2 separate regions of the Mus musculus genome follow, and region 2 is linked to region 1. A link is a loop called in an ENCODE intact Hi-C map of the cell type or tissue named here. Cell type or tissue: heart. All regions are shown on one strand.

What was found. Peaks named below come from ENCODE experiments on the same cell type or tissue, not always from the same donor. Only the 100,000 strongest peaks of a DNase experiment are listed, where the experiment ranks them.
Region 2: it touches region 1 in a loop (2.9-fold over the local background); 2 of 42 quality-filtered maps call a loop at or near these places.

What each region holds. Positions count from the first base shown.
Region 1 is chr16:18,810,188-18,812,687 of GRCm38, reverse strand. Cdc45 (cell division cycle 45) reads left to right here and starts at 716. Exons shown (of 19, transcript NM_001358206.1): 1 at 716-1,173; 2 at 1,324-1,383; 3 at 2,207-2,299. The coding sequence starts at 1,123. It overlaps Ufd1 (ubiquitin recognition factor in ER-associated degradation 1), which reads right to left and starts at 394. Exons shown (of 12, transcript NM_011672.4): 1 at 271-394. The coding sequence starts at 273. In heart, CTCF peaks have their summits at 200 and 1,062; DNase peaks (open chromatin) are centred at 387 and 957; H3K4me3 peaks cover 2,049 bases; H3K27ac peaks cover 1,661 bases.
Region 2 is chr16:18,247,520-18,250,019 of GRCm38, reverse strand. It overlaps Ranbp1 (RAN binding protein 1), which reads left to right and starts at 1,326. Exons shown (of 6, transcript NM_011239.2): 1 at 1,326-1,472. The coding sequence starts at 1,458. Trmt2a (TRM2 tRNA methyltransferase 2A) reads right to left here and starts at 1,137. Exons shown (of 12, transcript NM_001080999.2): 1 at 769-1,137; 2 at 1-534. The coding sequence starts at 789. In heart, a CTCF peak has its summit at 1,005; DNase peaks (open chromatin) are centred at 99, 489 and 1,129; H3K4me3 peaks cover 2,500 bases; H3K27ac peaks cover 2,368 bases.

The DNA of each region.
Region 1 (2,500 bases):
GAGAACTATCGACATAAAGTAGCAGGTTCCTTTTTACTCTCGGGGCTGCTGTCCCGCCGAAAGGCATTCGAGTCATGACTCGGACAAGCTAAGAAGAAAAGAGGTGGCTCGTAATTATGGGTCCCACTTGGGACAGAAGCTCTCGGGACAGTGTCGGGGCCCGACGCAGGCCCGGGTGACTCGGCACCTCCGCCACCAGGTCCAGGCCCTCCCTGCCAGCTCCAGGGGCAACTCTGGCATCATCCGGTTCGCGATCCCCGGTCAACTCACCATGACTGACAGCGTTTGGTGATGCCGCTTCTTTTCCTGAACCTTACAATAAAAACCCACAGCTCCCTCTTTGCAGTCCAGGCCACTGCTCTGAAACCCAGAAACCGCGAGAGGCTCGCCGGAAGTGACGGAACACCGCAGGGGATGGGGTACGGAGGCCTGAAGTCAGCGGCGGAAAAACAGAAAGTCATGGGAAGGCCTGAGGTTTGAATATTACTTAAAGTAAACATTAAAACACTTGATAATTGATTTCACAGGATAGCGACTGTTTATAATGTTTAGATAGTACTCTCTTCCAAACAACTTGATAGGAGCCGTTCTCCTTACGGACTACAATACCCAGAATGCAGCTAGAGTTTCCGGCGTTGATCCCGGCCATCATGGATTCGGGCGGAAGTAATCTATAGCTCACTCTAATTCGACGAACCGTGTATTGGAAACTTATTGGAAACACATTCAAATAATGTGTGACTGAATTTACTTTATGTCTAAGAGTATATTGTTTTCTAAGTATGCCAGGGTCAGATAATAGACCTTCCTTCCCGAAGTAAAGATGTCTGCCAAACATAGGTGGTTTTGGGTGACTGGACGTTAGCGTCAACACCGGCAACAAGGTTCGCAGCCTGAGGAAAGATGTTTCATTTTTTGAGGGACGGGCGGGTCTTATCCAGCTGCGAATAGCAGAGCATTATTGGCTGTCCCCAGTAGGAACCAATCAGAAAGGAGGAAAGGCTAAGAATTATTGGCTGCTGGCGTGGACCAATCAGAAGAGCTGTGATTTGGCGGGAGTCTTGACGACCTCCGGGGCTGTCCGTGTCTCAGCGCCAGTTCTAGGTATCCGCCGCTGTGGCTATGTTCGTGACCGATTTCCGCAAGGAGTTCTACGAGACGGTCCACAACCAGGTGACTCCCATTCCACGATCCTGATCCAAACCTTATCTGGGGGCTGGGGAGAAGAGGGCGAGTGTCCGTGGATGGGCCGGGAGGTCAGAGAGTTGCCACAGAGTTTAGCGTCCCTGTGTTCAACTCATCTGTCCACGTTTGCTTCTACAGAGGGTCCTTCTCTTTGTGGCCTCGGACGTGGATGCCTTGTGTGCTTGCAAGATCCTCCAGGTGAGCTTTGAATACCTTAGGAAGGTAGGACAGGAGGGAGAGGTGACAGATCAGGGTTGGCCCCAGCAGGGGGTAGGTCACAGAAGGGGAGGGACCAGAAGGAGCAGGCAGGAGGTGAGGAACCCAAAATATCCTCTCTGACCTATACTGGAGCTAGAGAGAAGTATAGTGCAAACAGTGAGACAAGTACGTAGTGTTTTATACAGTAACCCAAGTGAAAATGGTTTCACTTCTGAAATCTTTGAATTTGTAAATGACCTCTCAAAGATGGAATTTGAGAGAGGAGATGTGACAGTGGGGAGTGGTATAATAGGGAGTGCAGGAAATACAGGAGCCCCGAGTCTATTAGAGAAGATTGTTAGTTTGGGCTCTGACCATAGTGTGGTTTGTTTTTTTGTTTTTGTTTTTTCAAGACAGGGTTTCTCTGTGTAGCCCTGGCTGTCCTGGAACTCACTTTATAGACCAGGCTGGCCTCGAACTCAAATCCATCTCCCTCTGCCTTCCGAGTGCTGGGATTAAAGGCGTGCGTGCGCCACCACACCCGGCTCATAGTGTGGTTTTTACAATGTGCTGGGGTTAGGAATTTTTCAGAACCCCTGTAATTAAAATTAGGGTATTTTTTTTCTCTTAATGTTTTACTTTGGCACACTGTACAGATTCAGATTGAATTCTTGCTCACAGCCTTGCCACGTAGCTTCTCCTATTGACCTTTTACCAAACAGCATATCACATAGATCTTTGTCTCAACTCAACTAGTCTGCTTCTGGTGATTGCAGGTAAGTTATCTTTAATGAGGGTTTCTGACCACATGCTCTCTCTCCAGGCCCTGTTTCAGTGTGACCACGTCCAGTATACGCTGGTTCCGGTTTCTGGGTGGCAAGAACTTGAAACTGCATATCTTGAACATAAAGAGCAGGTATGAACTAATGAATTGGAGAATAATTAGGCCACTCTACTCAGTGGCAGGTTCTTAATACTTAGCATTTGTCCAGTTCTGAAGTAGGAGAAGGGTGTTTTTGAAGTATCAGTTTTATTAGGCTTAAAGTTATGGTGGCGGAATCAACATTTGCCAAGGAACCACCAATTTAAGGTAGGTTTGAACTACATCTAGCAAGAC
Region 2 (2,500 bases), 560 kb after region 1:
TAGCACCCGCTCACATTCCAGTCGCTTCTGCTCCAGCTGCTCAGTGTAGGGCACTGTCCACAGAGGGGTCACCACATCGGCAATTTGTGTTACTGATGGCTCACTATCACCTTCTTGCCGCCTCTTCCTAGCCATGGGGTCAGCCTTGGGTCGGGCCAGGCGTACGCTGAGCGGACAGCCTTTCCAGAGAGCACCGTGCAGCACTCGCAAGGCCTTGTCTCGTTCAGCAGCGCTTCGGAATGTTACAAAGGCACATGGTGGCTGTCCAAAGAGTTTGATTTTGTGGGACTGTAGACCAAAACGGCCTAGAAAACGCCGGACGTCACTGAAGCTGGCGTGGCGAGGTACATTTTGGAGCTCCAGTTTAAAGATTTCTGATGTGAACAAGTCATCCCTTATGTAGCTGTAGAGCCCAGGCTGCGTTCCAGGCCCTGCAGCTGGCCCAGGCCCTGCTTCCTCTTTTTGACATAGTGGGGCCGCAGAGCTGGGTACAGCACTGGCATCCTGGCCGCAGTCCTCCATGGGCTCCGGAACCTACGTGGGAACAGACGGGCCTGGCTGAAGGCTCTAATTGGTATGACTCGCTCCCCCAAACCGCTGACAGATCTCCATTAGTGCACACTCCACGAAGCCCTGGAGAAACCCGTTCTTTTACTCTCGAGACCCAATTCTCCCCCATCCTATCTTTGATCCGACAGTAATGACTGCTGCCCCAACCCACCTCCGCCCACCCCGTCCACATCTCCTGCACGTCTCCCTTTGCTTTACTTCCGCGGCCGGCTCACTCATCTCCTGGCTCGTCTGTTGCCCGGACCAGGGTGCTCACGAGGACCACCGGCTCGGCCTCCCACCCAACAAGGGCGCAGATACGAGGTACGCCGCCGTGAAGGTAGACCGCAGCTCCACACAGGGACTCAAAACTCGGGTGCTCAGAGCTGGGACTGAGGTTTGCGGATGCACTGTCCCCAAGGGCCACACGCTGCGCCTGCCTTCGGCTGGCCAGCGCACACTAGCTGCGTCTCCTCTCTCTAAGGGCTTGGTTCCGATGACGTCACCGCCGCGCGCCGAGTCCCGACTGATCCTTCCAGCAGCCGCTCACGCCAGCGTCGGAGGCACTCAGCCTGCAGGCGGAAGTGCGCGCGTGGGTCGCCGGGAGAGCGCGCTCCCCGGGCTGAGGCGCGGCCGGGCATGCGCCGCGGGCGTTTTGGCGGGAAGCGCGGGGCGGGCCGGACAATGAATGTCCGCTGTCGGAGCCAATAAAGCTACACTGGTTTTGAATCACTGCGCGTTTCCCGCCGCTGGGGTCAGGGGTCAGGGTTCGGGTCGGGGGGCGGAGGGAAGAGCGGACGGGCGGGAGCGCCGGCGCCAGACGCGGAGGAAAGGAGCTGCGACTAGCCGCCCAGAGGCCGCCGAGCCAGCGACGCCTGAGCTAGTCGAGCCACCGTCGCCGCGCCCCCATGGCGGCCGCCAAGGTACAGCGAGGCCCGGGTGGGGCAGGGCAGCCGGAGAGGCAAGGGCCGCTATGGGCGGCCACGTGGGCGGCCCGCGCCTCGGCCTCCAACCCTCGCTGGCTTGCGGGTTCGGGGCCTGTCGAGGCGCCTGGGCCTGGGGTGCTCGAGGTCTTTGGGGGTCCGCGAGTGGGAGCTGCTGGCCAAGACTCCGATCTCGGGGTCTACAGGGCGGCGCGTGACCTTGTGGTCTGCGGATGAACAGCCATGCCCAAACTGGGCTCCCGGCTTCACCTGGGGACCTGGAGGTGGCCGATCTCCTCCGTCGTGGCCCACTTGTGATCTTCCCATTAGGGGCGGCAATCCTCCTTCCAGTTGCACGCAGACCCCTTCATTCATTAGGACATTGCGCCTTCGGTGGGGAAAGCTCGCGTCCCAGCGCAGGGTACAGATATTAGACGCGCGGACTCTGGGCGGGGGCGGCTTTGTTGGTGGCTCGTGTGTCGGCCGCAGCTTAGCCGCAGTGCTGAGAAACCGAACGAAAGGTTTCTGTTTCTTTATCCTGTTGAGTTAGGTAGTGAGTCTGGGATTTCTCTATATTATCAAAGCACGTGATCTTGTCAGATTTAAACATGCATGTCCTTGTAATTCTCCAAGTTGAGTCAGAATCTTAGAGCTTATTTGTCATACTTTTCCTAGCTTCTTTCGGCTTAAAATTTCAAGCTTGGGTATTATTGCTGGAGGGATTGTAAACTAACAAGTGCTTGGATAACCCTCAGTAAAAACTGTTACGGCTGCTCTTCCTTTTGAGTATATCATGTTCTTTTTCATGGTGGGTATTTTTTTTTTTAACAGAAGAGGAAGTTTCTCCCAAGCTACTTTGCCAAGGACTTGGGTGTGTGTAACCCATTGATGTTTGAGTGTGTAGGAGTGTCAAAATACACAGTCTTGTTTCATGATATCCTGTGATTTTTTTTTTTTTTTTTGTGATGCTGGTTGTAAATACAATCAGATGATGTGAAAGATAAAACCAAAGGCTTAATTTCCAATTT